Linked DNA regions of Homo sapiens: all the other regions are linked to region 3. A link is a contact called in ENCODE Hi-C or POLR2A ChIA-PET data. All regions are on one chromosome and are shown on one strand. Each heading gives the region's core, a stretch centred on a gene start or an enhancer-like site at or near the end of the contact. The rest is flanking DNA. Distances are from core to core; before and after follow the strand shown. Region 1 holds the start of TUBB2B (tubulin beta 2B class IIb). Region 2 overlaps LOC101927759 (a long non-coding RNA gene). Region 3 holds the start of WRNIP1 (WRN helicase interacting protein 1). Region 4 overlaps BPHL (biphenyl hydrolase like). Region 5 has its middle 14 kb from the start of LINC02525.

The links. Hi-C counts contacts between places; a loop is a spot of excess contacts on that map. ChIA-PET counts read pairs that join two places held with the same protein, here RNA polymerase II (POLR2A). Pooled maps may share reads with other maps.
Region 1: a loop to region 3 is called in a map with no recorded cell type, with 17 times the contacts of the local background. The contact joins the promoter of TUBB2B here to the promoter of WRNIP1 in region 3. A Hi-C loop is called at or near these places in 2 of 37 single-sample maps with no recorded cell type and 5 of 50 pooled maps. POLR2A ChIA-PET finds 5 or more read pairs at or near these places in 1 of 52 experiments (AG04450).
Region 2: a loop to region 3 is called in a map of CD4-positive, alpha-beta memory T cell, with 28 times the contacts of the local background. The contact joins the enhancer-like site here to the promoter of WRNIP1 in region 3. A Hi-C loop is called at or near these places in 3 of 168 maps with a recorded cell type or tissue (CD4-positive, alpha-beta memory T cell and naive thymus-derived CD4-positive, alpha-beta T cell), 3 of 37 single-sample maps with no recorded cell type and 12 of 50 pooled maps. POLR2A ChIA-PET finds 5 or more read pairs at or near these places in 5 of 52 experiments (B cell, CD4-positive, alpha-beta T cell, HEK293 and 1 more).
Region 4: a loop to region 3 is called in a pooled map, with 2.6 times the contacts of the local background. The contact joins the enhancer-like site here to the promoter of WRNIP1 in region 3. A Hi-C loop is called at or near these places in 2 of 50 pooled maps. POLR2A ChIA-PET finds 5 or more read pairs at or near these places in 3 of 52 experiments (T-cell, WTC11 and naive thymus-derived CD8-positive, alpha-beta T cell).
Region 5: a pooled map shows a loop between it and region 3 (6-fold over the local background). The contact joins the enhancer-like site here to the promoter of WRNIP1 in region 3. A Hi-C loop is called at or near these places in 1 of 37 single-sample maps with no recorded cell type and 7 of 50 pooled maps. POLR2A ChIA-PET finds 5 or more read pairs at or near these places in 4 of 52 experiments (AG04450, OCI-LY7, SK-N-SH and 1 more).

Annotation. Positions count from the first base shown.
Region 1 is chr6:3,226,220-3,228,919 of GRCh38, forward strand. It overlaps TUBB2B (tubulin beta 2B class IIb), which reads right to left and starts at 1,434. Exons shown (of 4, transcript NM_178012.5): 1 at 1,268-1,434; 2 at 342-450; 3 at 1-50. The coding sequence starts at 1,324. RefSeq lists enhancers at 417-1,077, 1,078-1,736 and a silencer at 1,341-1,630.
Region 2 is chr6:3,025,897-3,028,596 of GRCh38, forward strand. LOC101927759 (a long non-coding RNA gene) reads left to right here. Exons shown (of 3, transcript NR_152848.1): 2 at 857-975; 3 at 1,049-1,538. Among named protein-coding and RNA genes, the nearest start is that of NQO2, 27 kb to the left of the region's middle. RefSeq lists enhancers at 1-93, 1,062-1,221. Within about 2 kb of position 1,280, at least 11 of the 41 ENCODE cell types and tissues checked have a DNase peak (open chromatin) inside an H3K27ac peak, as active enhancers do; they include B cell and CD4-positive, alpha-beta T cell, where a contact is called at or near this core.
Region 3 is chr6:2,763,963-2,766,662 of GRCh38, forward strand. It overlaps WRNIP1 (WRN helicase interacting protein 1), which reads left to right and starts at 1,431. Exons shown (of 7, transcript NM_020135.3): 1 at 1,431-2,482. The coding sequence starts at 1,661. It also overlaps a transcript of MYLK4 not described here. RefSeq lists enhancers at 1-875, 973-1,267 and silencers at 722-811, 1,192-1,241, 1,402-1,861, 2,032-2,351.
Region 4 is chr6:3,138,166-3,140,865 of GRCh38, forward strand. BPHL (biphenyl hydrolase like) reads left to right here. Exons shown (of 7, transcript NM_004332.4): 6 at 2,221-2,344. Among named protein-coding and RNA genes, the nearest start is that of TUBB2A, 18 kb to the right of the region's middle. RefSeq lists an enhancer at 1,179-1,258. Within about 2 kb of position 1,251, at least 16 of the 41 ENCODE cell types and tissues checked have a DNase peak (open chromatin) inside an H3K27ac peak, as active enhancers do.
Region 5 is chr6:3,207,918-3,210,617 of GRCh38, forward strand. No RefSeq gene overlaps it. Among named protein-coding and RNA genes, the nearest start is that of LINC02525, 14 kb to the left of the region's middle. RefSeq lists enhancers at 1,131-2,330, 1,278-1,572, 1,573-1,662. Within about 2 kb of position 1,379, at least 7 of the 41 ENCODE cell types and tissues checked have a DNase peak (open chromatin) inside an H3K27ac peak, as active enhancers do.

The DNA of each region.
Region 1 (2,700 bases), core at 184-2,683, 460 kb after region 3:
CGTGCCTGGCTCCAGATCCACGAGGATGGCCCGAGGAACATATTTGTTACCTGCAAGGAACAACAGTGACTTAGACCCTCAGGCAAGGACCTCTGCAGAGAAGGGCTTGGCGCCTGCTGCCATCATGCAGATGTTGCCCCAAACAAAGGGAGACCCACCATCAGGTTCTCAAAGGGCTCTGTTGGCATAAGGAAGCCCAATGAAATACTGCAGGGAAAGAGCGGGGATCCTAAACTGAATAGTCCACCCTCTCCCAGGGCCACACCCCTGGGGTCCCACGCAAGGGAAAGGGGAGAAGGTGGAAAAACTGAAGGGAGTGGGGGTGGGGCAAGGGTGATTACCAGTGGCTTCATTGTAGTAAACATTGATTCTCTCCAGCTGCAAATCACTGTCTCCATGGTAACTGCCAGTGGGGTCAATCCCATGCTCATCACTGATGACCTCCCAAAACTGAGACAGAAAGGCTGCATTTAGCCATGAACGATGCCCCCAGAAACGCCAAGGCTCACAATGAAATGTCCCCGACTCAGTTCCGACAACCCAACATTTCAGGAGCTTGAAGCTTTAAAGGGCGTCGTGACCCGGGCACAGCCGCGGGGCTTGTATTTTGCAGGTTCAGAAAGTTGAAACTGGGCGTTTCCCAGGCAAACAGCTGCCGCTCGCGGGGGGAGGTAGGGGTCGAGGGGGTAAGGACCAGCCAAAGCCGGGCAGTGGCGGAGCTTGGCGCACTGGTCGCAGCCCCAGGCTGCGGCAGGAGGCGAGGGCACAGGGACTGCAGCCCGCCAGGAGCGGGTGGGCGGGGAAAGAGGAACGCAAAGGAGCTAAAGGACCGCGGTTTTAGATTCAAAGCACGTCCTGAGACCGCAAGACAATCGCTCTCCTCCCCTCCCCCGGCAGCTCGACTCCGGTTCAAGCGAGTACAATTAATCCTCCTGGTGTCCCAGCCCCTCGCGCGGAGCGCCGCGCACAGCCTCGCGGACACACCCTCGTCTTCTCCAGGCACGCGTGCCTGCCAAGCAGCCAGCGCGGAGGGAGGCCGAGGGGGTGACGGGGACTCCAAATGAGTTACAGCAGAAAGAAAGAGAGGTGCCCCCTCCGTCCGCGAAAGTCACCTCCTAGCCCAGGCCACACTCGGCGGCACAAAGCGGCCAGGAAGGTCTGCATTTGGCGATCCCCAGGCCTTCCCAGGACCGCGCCTGGGGACCCCGAGGGGCTCTCGGCCCAGGTTCGCGCCCCCATTGGACCCCCTCCGCTGCGGCGCGCCCACCTTGGCGCCGATCTGGTTGCCGCACTGGCCCGCCTGGATGTGCACGATCTCACGCATGGTGCCTCGTCAGCGTCCTCCTGGTCCGGCGGCGTCTGGGTCTGTCCGTCCTCCCCTCACACACCCACTGCGGGGTCACCGGGAAGGCGCTCGGGAACCGACGGGCTGAGAGCGCCGGCCCCGCGGGCTCCGGCTTTTATGCAAGGAGGGTGGGGCGGCCGGCACAGGCCGCGCCCCCAGCCCGAGCCCCCCAGTCCCCTTCGCGCTGGCGCTCTCCAGGCCCGGCTGACGTAATGCTCCGAGCCCTAGGGACCGTCCGGGGGGCTGGACCACCGGCCCGCGGCCAATCAGAGCGGGCGTGCCGACCGGGAGAGGGGTGGGGGCTACCGGGAGTATGGTGGGGGCGTGCGCATTGTCTGGGGCTGTGGTGGGGGTCTGGGTATGGGGATATGGGGGAACAGTGAAGAAAAGGAGGGTGAGAGGGCGGCGAGGCGAGGGCCACCAGCGCGTCCTGACCGGGGTGGGGGCAGAGCTGGCACCGGATGGGAACGATGGAGGACTGGAGCATGTGGAGAAGCCGTCAGGTGCTCCAGTGCCGGCAGGTGGGAGGGCTGAGGTGGCACAGGCTGCTCCGCCACCTCGGACTGCGGCTCCTACTCGGCCACTGGCCAGAGTCCCTCCAGCCAACTGCCCCTGGTGAGACCACCGTCTTTTTCCTCAACCCTGGAGGCCAGCGACTGCCCAGGCGGCGCTCCGTCTCACAGAGGCCTGGGGGAGGACAGGTGGCCCCAGAAGGAAGTCGTGCTTGATGGCAACCGGGACACCTGCGGCCCATGAACACCAGCGCGGCCTCCGCCCCCGCCCCAGCGTGGGCCTGCTTTCTCCTTTGTCTGTCTTGGGCTGGTAGCTCCTCTCACTGCGCCGCAGCATCTAGGGGTGAAGCGACCTCGGAGCCCCTCAGCCCTGCCCGACCCTCTCCGGGAGTGCATAACGCCCCTGCTGGTACCCAGGAGCCCTCTGCCCCGGGGGTTGACTTTTGTTGCTCGCTAGTGATGGAGTGGGAGTGGCCGGTGGCGCTGCACTGACCGTCCGGAGGGCAGAAAGAGGGTGGGGTCCCGGGGGCGGGGCTGTCGGCGGAACAAAGGGCTCTCAGAAACGTGGGATACGCTGTGTAACCCAGTATTTAAAACCACACGACAGGCGCCCCACCCCCCCACCCCGCCCTCGGATTCAGTTCATCTATTGTCAAGTAAGAGGGTGGGTTCCAAGGGTGGCCCAAGCCCGAGTAACAAACTTTCTTATCTTCCATCGCGGCGACCTGGAGGTCCGAGGCTTCGTGCTGCGGTTGAAGGGTGGGGAATACGACTAAAAACTGCAGCCCAGCGCGCGCGAGACGACCCAAGACCCACGCGCACTCGCACGAGCGCGTGCACAGA
Region 2 (2,700 bases), core at 30-2,529, 260 kb after region 3:
TATCAGGAAAGAGAGACCTTTCTTGTTTCTGGACTTGGAGCTGTGATGAAGTAAGTGGGTCAGGGGCCAACACATAGACAGCGTTGGCCTACAAATGCAGCCCAGGCAGAGGACGGTGCAGCCAAGCCACACAGAGAGACAACTTCCTAGTGACACGCTGTGAACTCCTGCATCCACCCCTGCCTGAACTGGAGCTTTTCCTCTTCAGCTCTTCAGTTATGTGAGGCAAGATGTTGCCTTTTTTGCTTAATGCTGTGAGTTGAGTGTACAGCAGTTACAATCAAAGAATCCTAAATAATGCTGCAAGCATGGTGACTATCTACATGGGAATATGCAGTACTCCAGTGAAGACAAAACATAAATTAATTTTGGAATCTGATGACCATAATCTAAAAACATTCATAGAGGTATATAAAAATTATAACAAAATTTAAAGTAGCATATCTCCTCATGAAGCAGGTTAAGTGTATACACAAAGAAGGAGGAGGAAAAGGTGAGAAAGAATCTGCCCTTGTGGGGAAGTGACAGAGGCAGAAGAGGCTGATGCAGTCCTGCATCCAGGCCCAGCTCTGCCAGCAGCTGAGTACCCCTGAACAAGCTCCCCCACCTCTTCGGGCCTCACTTTCCCCATCTATGAAAGAAAGGGAGTCTAGCTTCCATAGCTGCCCCAGCTGATACGCAAGGTGCCAGTGTGTCCTCAGTCCTGTCAGGAGAAACCTTCCCCACTAGAATCCCAGGAGGAGCTTGAAATCCTGTCTGGGATCCTGACGGCCCAGGTGCTGACCCTGCCTCGGGTTGTGTCTGCTAAGAAGTCTGATTTCTGCTCATCTCTCCCCATTTCTTTCTTCCCATAAAGTGGGCTGATGCGCTGGAACGTCGATGCAGCCAGTGATGTGTTTGATGAGAATGTATTGAGAGTAAAGCTGCCCAGAATCCAAGTGTGTGTCATCTGAACTCTTGAATCATGGATGGAAGGTATGTCCTCTGTTGATGTCTCGCAGCCTGAGCTGACAATCTGTAAGAAGGTTTTGTTATCTTCATGTTACAGATGGTGAACCGAAACTTACAGAGCTCAAGTCACTTGACCAGGCTCCACCCCTACAAGAGGCAGCACGCAAACTAAAAACCAGGCGGCCTTTTCCAAAGCTTGTGCTCTGCTCCACTGCTGGAAGGAACCCTTCGGGGAATTGAAGCAGCACTGAACAAAGGCCATTTTTAAGAAGCGACACCAGAAACCTAAGGCGGGGTCCCCGGCTCAACAAGGATCTCATGTTTTGTGGGTCAGAGATTCTTGTGTCGTGTCTGGGTGAGGTCAAAAACCATGCAGAGACTTTCACTTCCTGTTCTGTGGCAGACAAGACATCTGAAAAGCTCTCCTGCAGCAACACTTCTAGATGCCAAGTAAATCACAGCAAGTGCACTTTTAAATGTGTTACTAAGATCATAAAAATGAAGGAAAATGCCCAAGCATATCCCCAACCCCTCACCCCACAACCACCACCACCACAATAAACAAGTTGCTGACAGTGGATTGGCAAGCGAGAGTGGAACCTTAGGCTGCGTTGGCATCAAATACTAATAACCAAGCAAAAGGGAGCAAGACCAGGCCTGGGGGCTGTGCCATTGAGAGGTGACCGCGTGCTGGCAGTCCTCACAGCCCTCGTTCGCTCTCGGCGCCTGCTCTGCCTGGGCTCCCACTTCGGCGGCACTTGAGGAGCCCTTCAGCCCGCCGCTGCACTGTGGGAGCCCCTTTCTGGGCTGGCCAAGGCCGGAGCCGGCTCCCTCAGCTTGCAGGGAGGTGTGCAGAGAGAGGCGCGAGCGGGAACCGGGGCTGCGCGCGACGCTTGCGGGGCAGCTGGAGTTCCGGGTGGGCGTGGGCTTGGCGGGCCCCGCACTCAGAGCAGCCGGGCGGCCCTGTCGGCCCCGGGCAATAAGGGCTTAGCACCCGGGCCAGCGGCTGCGGAGGATGTACTGGGTCCCCCAGCAGTGCCAGCCCACGGGCGCTGCGCTCGATTTCTCGCCGGGCTTTAGCTGCCTTCCCGCGGGGCAGGGCTCGGGACCTGCAGCCCGCCATGCCTGAGCCTCCCCCACTCTCCGTGAGCTACTGGGCAGCCCAAGCCTCCCCCAAGAGCGCCGCCTCCTGCTCCAGGCGCCCAGTCCCATCAACCACCCAAGGGCTGAGAAGTGCAGGCACAGGGCGCGGGACTGGCAGGCAGCTCCACCTGGGTGAAGCCAGCTGGGCTCCTGAGTGTGGTGGGGACGTGGAGAACCTTTATGTCTAGCTCAGGGATTGTAAACACACCAATTGGCACTCTGTATCTACCTCAAAGTTTGTAAACACACCAATCAGCACCCTGTGTCTAGCTCAGGGTTTGTGAATGCACCAATCCACACTCTGTATCTAGCTATTCTGGTGGGGCCTTGGAGAACCTTTATGTCTAGCTCAGGGATTGTAAACGCACCAATCAGCACCCTGTCAAAACAGACCACTTGGCTCTACCAATCAGCAGGATGTGGGTGGGGCCAGATAAGAGTATAAAAGCAGGCTGCCCTAGCCAGCAATAGCAACGAAGTCGGATTTGTTTCCATGCTGTGACGGTTTTGTTTTTTTGCTTATTGTAATAGCTTTTGCTGTTGTACTCTTTTCTGGTCTACACTGCGTTTATGAGTTGTAACAGTCGTCACAAAGGCCTGCAGCTT
Region 3 (2,700 bases), core at 181-2,680:
GTACTAAAAATCCAAAAAAATTACCTGGGTGTGGTGGCGGACGCCCGTAATTCCAGCTACTCGAGAGGCTGAGACAGCAGAATCACTGGAACCCGGGAGGCGGAGGTTGCCGTGAGCTGAGATTGCGCCATTGCACTCCAGCCTGGACAAGAGTGAAACTGCGTCTCAAAAAAATAATGAAAGCTCACGATCCTCTTTTGGTAGTTTCACGTTACATGATGATTAAAGTTTAACTTGTTTCTCTAGCGTTTCTATTAATCTTATTTTTGAGCCTAACTTTTTTAGTTAGAAACAACTCTTAACCAGCCAGCCAGGCGTGGTGGCTCAGCCTGTAACCCCAGGACGACTCCAAAGGCTAAGGCGGAAGGGTCCCGGGCGCCCAGGAGTTCAAGGCTGTGAGCTCTGGTCGCGGCCCTGCACTCCAGCCTGGGCGACAGAACGAGTGAGACCCTCAATGTGCTCTTGCCCAGATGAAATAAAAATTCAAGTTTTGGCCAAATTTCGGAAAAGTCTTCATTCTCCCTCAATTCATTTACCTCTTCTAGTTACCAAAAATGCCTGTTTTGAGATACATGTTTTAAAACGGGAGACTTAGACAAAAGCAAAAAATAACATGGTAATTCATTCAAAGATGCAGACTACCACACTTGTTTTAATCTGATATTCTTTCCATTTCTATCCGTCTAGGACGTAATTGCACACGGGCGCCTCCCATCATTTGGTTGCTAAGGAGACAGAAGGCTGGTGTTTCCGATTTGCCACTATTACACAGCGGCCCGCGAGAAGCATCTCTTGGCTCGAAGCGCGCTGTAGGTGAACCGCCCTTGACTTAAACGCCAACACATCTAAAAGGGGGCGAGGGACGCTTTATTTTCATTTCCCTGACCACTACTGAGGTGAGCATTTCTTTCACTCGCGTACTTGTTTGTATTTTTTCTGCTGTTCACGTCCAATAGAACACTGGTTTTCTATTGGAGGCTTTTGGGTTTTTTCCCCCATTTCCCTTTCGTTACAAACGACCCGCTGCGGCCGCCTCCTGCTTGTCCCCACAGGCCCATTCAACAGCCCAGCACGGAAGGCCGGGAAAGCGGCGCTCGCCGCTCCAACAACCTCGCGCAGTCCGTGGCTCCTCCCTGCCCTCGCGCGACTCGCAGGCCTGGGCGGAGGGCTGCGTCCGCCACCGCGCAACCTCGCGCACGCGCACCACGCTCGCCTCGCAACCCCCCCCCCCGCCCCTCCCCCGCCCCCGCAAAGGCTGTTCTCAGAGTCGGAAATGGACGCACGGCAGCTGGGGCGAATGGCCGCGGACTACACTTCCCGAAGTGCCGCGCGAGGTATTCTCGGCGGTGATTGGGGCAAACGGCCACGGACTACACTTACTTACATGCCGCGCGAGGCGCCTCCGCCGCCGGGGCAAACGGCCACGAACTACACTTCCCGACACGCCGCGTGAGGCGCTGCCAGCGGCCGGCCGAGGGCGGGCGGACGCGGGAGCTGCGGACGTGAGGCATGAGCGGCGCCCTCCTCCGGCCCGCGAGCGTCCTGCTGGTTCCCCGAGCGAGGGTCTCGCGGCGCGGGGCCTAGCGGAGGGCATCGAAGGCCTCCGCGTGCGCACGGGTTGCTGCGGCCGCGCCGGGCGCCGGGGAGGGCGGCGGCCGCCATGGAGGTGAGCGGGCCGGAAGACGACCCCTTCCTTTCGCAGCTGCACCAGGTGCAGTGCCCCGTGTGCCAGCAGATGATGCCCGCCGCGCACATCAACTCGCACCTGGACCGCTGTCTGCTGCTCCACCCGGCGGGGCACGCGGAGCCCGCGGCCGGGTCGCACCGCGCCGGGGAGCGGGCCAAGGGGCCCTCGCCGCCCGGCGCCAAGAGGCGGCGGCTGTCGGAGAGCTCGGCGCTGAAGCAGCCAGCCACCCCGACGGCAGCCGAGAGCAGCGAGGGCGAGGGTGAGGAGGGCGACGACGGCGGCGAGACCGAGAGCCGCGAGAGCTACGACGCGCCGCCCACACCCAGCGGCGCCCGCCTTATCCCCGACTTCCCGGTGGCCCGCTCCAGCAGCCCCGGGAGGAAGGGGTCGGGGAAGAGGCCGGCGGCCGCCGCCGCGGCGGGGAGCGCGTCTCCGCGCAGCTGGGACGAGGCGGAGGCGCAGGAGGAGGAGGAGGCCGTGGGCGACGGCGATGGCGACGGGGACGCGGACGCGGACGGCGAGGACGACCCGGGGCACTGGGACGCGGACGCTGCCGAAGCCGCCACCGCCTTCGGGGCCAGTGGCGGGGGCCGCCCGCACCCCCGGGCGCTGGCTGCCGAGGAGATCCGACAGATGCTACAGGGCAAGCCGCTGGCCGACACGATGCGTCCTGACACGCTGCAGGATTACTTCGGGCAGAGCAAGGCCGTGGGCCAGGATACCCTGCTGCGCTCGCTCCTGGAGACCAACGAAATCCCCTCGCTTATCCTGTGGGGGCCGCCGGGCTGCGGCAAGGTGAGTGCGGCCTTGGCCGTTGGGCTTCCGTAGTTATCTCGGCGGTGGATGCAGCTGATGGTCGGAGAGCCGGGTGTGCTGCCCTCGAAAGAAGCCGCCTGCCTCTCCTGGATAAGGGGGTGCAGACTTGGGCTGGGCTGGGGCAGTGCCTGGTCCACAGGTGGAGTCTGTGATGGGTGTGAAAAGGGCACACACCCCCAGATTGGTAAGGCAGGCTT
Region 4 (2,700 bases), core at 1-2,500, 370 kb after region 3:
GCACCACCACACAGGCACATTTTTTTTGTATTTTAGTAGAGACAGGGTTTCACCATGTTGGCCAGGATGGCCTTGATCTCCTGACCTCGTGATCCGCCCACCTTGGCCCTCCCAATTGCTGGGATTACAGGCCTGAGACACCATGCCCAGCCTCCTATTCTTTATCTGAAAAATTAACAAGATTTCCAGTTAAAGTAAGAATTGACATCTTTAAGAGAAATTCTGAATTATAGTTTATTTTCATACAGCTGTTTATGTTTATAATCTCATTTTTTTTTAATTACTGAGAAAATAGAGTAGCTAAGATCTAATCTTGGAGTGCATTGTTACAAAATGGTTGTGATTGAAGGACCAATTTGATCCATTAGGTAATCATTTCCTGCATGAATCATCTGCCAAAACTTTCACAATGAAAAGGACATTTGGAAATGTTACTCTTCTGGTTTGAGTTGAAAACAGCAAATATATCAAATGTATGCCTTATAATGTTTCTGTTCAGATGCAGCATCCACCCATGGAGACAGGCCCTGGAAATCTCTGCTCTTAAAACAAAAAAATGCCATGAAACGATGTTTGAGACAGTTCTCCATTAAAGAGGGCACATTTGTAAAATGTAAACTTGGATGTTTTGTTGAAGAGAGTAGTGAAAAGACAGGAAGATTTAAAGGTGGAAATAGGGTTAAATCAGCAATTCAAAAATACGTTCATGATACAGAGGCTGTAGCAGTGTATAAACTGTCTCACAGCGAGGGCCTTCGTGATGCGTCCCCCTTCTGTGCTGACTCATTTGGTAGGAGCCCTCTTTTCCGACTGTCCTCTCAGGTTTATGGATGCTTGGTATAGTGTAGGGATTCATTGCATTGCACGGCTCTGGAGTGCGATGGCCCTGAGTGTGAGTTCTGCCTGTGTCCCCGGCTTGCTGTTAGAATGGATCTGGGCAGGTAACTTAGCTTCTTGAAGCTTCGGTTTCCTATCTGTGACCTCGAAAAGCTGTTGTTGTGGGGATTAAATGAGGTATTATCTATTCAGCTTTGGTGCAGGATCAAAGACAGAGTAAGTGTCTAGTGAAAGGTTGGTATTACTGTTATTACAGAAGTCCTTAATGAACAAACATTTTTATATGCTGAATGAGTTAAAACATGTAACTACTGTGTTTAACAGATGTGAAATTGTTTAAACAGTTGCTGGCACCAAGTGAGCACTCAGGCATGTTGACTTTGATCATCACGTGATGATGCAGCTGGCCGGTGTGTGTCATCTCGGGACAGGAGAGGGAAGTGTCAGAGACCTGGAGAAGTATTTCCCTAGTCAGCAGGTCCGCTTCTCACTTAGCAGGCAGTGACTTCCCACTGAAGAGGAGGGAAAGGCCTGGGGCCCGTGCAGGGCGGGGGAGCACTGCCCCGTCGGGGCAGCTCCCAGCCTTCTCAGAGCTGCAGTGCCTTCCTCTTGACACACACGGAGAGGGAATGGAGAAGGAAAGAGCTAGCTTAGGGATGCCAGGAACCGCAGACGCAACTCTCTTTTTAGCCCCACAACAGCCCCGGGGAACTGTGATTGTTCCTGTTTGTGGCTGAAGCTCCCAGTGGTTAAGGAGCCACCACAGCCTCACAGAGGCAGGAAACTGCAGTACAGGGACTAGGGCCCAGGCTGTCCATCATTGCCTCAGGAAAGTTCTCATAAATGGGGGTAAGTCCTTACAGTCTCTCCAAAGTATGTTAGTCAGGAGTGTCACAGATGCATCAGCGATAAGGAGAAGCTGCTTTACCGTGCGCAAGTTGTATAATTAATTCCTTGTGAGGTTCATATGCTTTGAGGGCTGGCCGGGGCCCCTACACTCATCTGAAACGTGATTTCCAGGGAAAAGCTCTACAGGTGTCAAGCACCTACCACTGTTTTCACGGTGGGAACCGCCACTGTGGAATATAGTGGTGGGGTGTTTATTTGATTTTCCTACTATTTTATGCGAATTTAAATCAGGCTGCTTATTTACTAGTAGAACTCAGAAACAGGCAAACAAACAAGAAACAGAGAGAAACAGAAAAGGGAACCCAAAGAATGTTAGAGCTGGAAGGAATCCCAGGCACGGTCAAATCCAAAACACAGTTTTTACGGATAGGGAAACTGAGGGCCAAGGAGGGGCAGGGCTCGCCGAGTTTCGCCTCCTCTGACCGCGTAGAATGGTTGCACTAAAGCAGATTCCTCGTGCTGTGTATCCGTCAGGTAACATCTGCCGGCACCTGCTGCCCCGGGTCCAGTGCCCCGCCTTGATTGTGCACGGTGAGAAGGATCCTCTGGTCCCACGGTTTCATGCCGACTTCATTCATAAGCACGTGAAAGGCTCACGGTAAGTCCTGTCACCGCCTTCACACTCCCCCCGAGAGCCTCGGAGTCAATGGGCAAAGCTACTGGAAGGAAAATAACCAAGAGGAGTTGGAGTTTTAGAGTGCACAGCCCCCCTTTTGCCAATGCCAGTCAGTAGCACCGCTTTATTTAGGGTACCACGGAAGAGAGAAGCCCTGAACTGTGGGTGACTGATAACCAGAAGGAAAGGCATGTTCAGATAGACAGCTCTTACTTTCATGAGTGGCAAACATGCTCATAGGTGCTAAGCCCTGTCACTTGGTAATAGTTTAGATTTATTTCCATCAGTATTAACCGAAACAGTTTCACACAATTTGGGAATTTTCAGTTTAGTTTTTT
Region 5 (2,700 bases), core at 129-2,628, 440 kb after region 3:
CAGTGACACGAAAGTGAAATGGTTGCAACAGCTGCCAAATTAGGGAAGATTAGCCCTTCCAAACATTAGGCGAAGCAAGATGGGACTCGTTTTAGAAGCTGCAAAGAGTTTGGATTCCCTTTTCATCTCATTATATCCACAGTTGAGAGAATTTCAGGGTGGGAGTGTATCTAAGGTTCCCCAGCACACTGCATTTCTAAGGGTACCGTGGTTCTCGGGAGACATCAGTGACCCTTCCTCCTGTCCTTCTCTTGCTTCCTTGGTATTCTCCTCACCCTTTCCTGATGGGCTGTTACTGATTCTGTCTCCATAGCTGAGCTGTAAAACATTGCATACCACGGATGACGCACATTTGCCCTGGATCCTTTTCCATCCCTCAGCAATCTGTGACCCAGCCCTTTGCCAGCTGCTTGGGAGCCAACACTAATGACTGGAAGCAGGTCGGGGCCATGAACCTCTGAGACGGGAAAACTTGCAGGCAAGAAGGAATTCCTACCAGGCAGCATAGCGCTTAGACCGAAATGCAGCTCCGCCAAAACTGGCTGATGGGGAAATGACTGAGACATTTCTCTATGTCTGAGAAACTTAAAGTTTTGTGGAGAAAGGAACTGACAGAATTTCTATGTAAAGTTGTCAGAACCAAGGGGGCTTAGGAAATCCACCTCGGTTCCGAGAAGACTCCCTGAACGGCGTGGTGGGGAGCTTTATCTTGAAAAGGATGAGTGATGGATGAGGTGGCAAGGGCAGGCTCGGAAGAGTGAGGTAGAGAGAGAGAGAGAGAGAGAGAGAGAGCAGGAGCCCAAGCTTGGGGGCTGGTCAGCAGGGAGCAGGGGAAGCTTTCAGGTACTGGGTAGGGCTAGAGGTAGGGTGACTGTCAATCAGGGTAGAAGTCTGCTTTCAGAGGGTATTCAGCATTGTATTAGGACACTTGCACTTTATACTTCAGGGAAATGAGAGTTTAAGAAGTGAAATAACAGGATCAGGTTTTCAATTCTGATAATCACCCTGGCTGCAGTACAAAGCATAGATTGGAATCTCTCTTCTTAGTGTAGTATCTGTCAATGGTGGGTGCTCAGTAAATATCTGTTGAACAAATGGTCAGTGAAGAAAGGAAAGGGAAAAAGATCCCTTTTAATAGGCTTAATGGGCCTGCAGCGAAAAGTGTCACCTATGAAACTCTCCAGACAGGTGGGGTGGGGGAATTTGACACAGATGCTGCTGCCCTGCTGCAGCTTTGTTTCATTCTGTTTTTAATTTACCGGGGCTGCAAGGGAAAGGGCGACTTCTGGGATCTCTGGAGCTAGGATGAGTCAAAGGCCTGCTGACGACATGCTAGAGCTCTGCTCCTCGCAGCACGATCAGGCAGCAGCGGCATCAGCTGGGAACTTGGTGGAAATGTAGAATCTCTGGCCCCGCCCTAGACCAACTAAGCCAGAATCTGCATTTAACTAGATCCCCAGGTGATGAGTAGGCACTTGAGGGTTAGAGGAGCCGGGTGTAGACTCAGAAGCTCCGCCCTGCAGATGAATCATCAGGAGAACCCGGAAGAAGTAGGAAGAGTGGGAGACCTGAGAAATCCGTATTTTCCCAGTCTCCTCTGCTTGAGACTGCAAGTGGGGCCACACTAATAGAAACCTATGGTTTTCTCCAAAAGCCCCAGCAATTTCATATGATTCAACCTAGTACTTTGGAGAGTCCCCAGAGTGTGACTCATGACTCCCCCTCACTCAGTTACCACATGGAATTCCCACTTTCCTGCTCTCTGACCTGGGCACCAGCCACGGCTCCCAAGGGTGCTTGCTTTACGGGGCACTCTGTCTAAGAGGTGAGAATTCTTCTGCACTGCCTTGAATGGCTTCAGCAATGACAACGATGATAACCAACAATGTCAAGAACTGCTATACACCAGGCACTGTTCTAGGTACTCTTTTGGATTTAACCTTATGAATCATAATGATCGTTACTATTTCACAGATGAAATTTCTATTTCACAGATAAAGAAACTAAAGCCCAGAGAGGTTAAGGAGCTTGCCAAGTCACAGGGCATGTGAGTGGAGTGACGCCTGCTTATCATTTGGGCCCCGGGGGCAGAGCTGCTTGATGCTCCAAGAATCACACAGAACCTTTAGCAAACGAGCTCTTTTTGTTTATTGCTGGGAGCATGAGCTATAAGCTAAAGAAACCACTCAGAGGAACTAGAGACTTATGAGTGGTTCTAAGATAAGTTAATGAGGTTAGGGCTGTGCTGCTGGGGGTGCATGTGTTCCCAGGAGCTGATGTGGCCCACTGAGTCCCTATAACCTCCAGCATAATCAGGCTCAGGCTGTAGCCCCTGCTGCTGGGGCAGACAGAGGAGTTCAGTGAAGGCTGGAACTGTCACAGGCAAGCAGCTCTGCCCGAGGAAACCTGAGCAGGATCAGGAGAAGCGGGATGAGGCCAGTGAGGAGCCCCAGACCAGGGCCACAGAGACCCCCAGGATCTACTGAAGGTGATGGAACACCCCAAAGACAATGCTGAATGTCTACATGAGGAAGTGTCTCCATCACCGGTGGCCCAGAGATAACTGAGGGAGCAATACAGGACCCGAAGGCCGAGGTCCATCCTTGGGCTATGTCCAGGAATGAGAGAAAGGAGGAGGCCCATGCCCAGAAGCGCCTTCACCCCAGGTCCGCTGTGGTCTCACGACTGAGACCCCCTGCT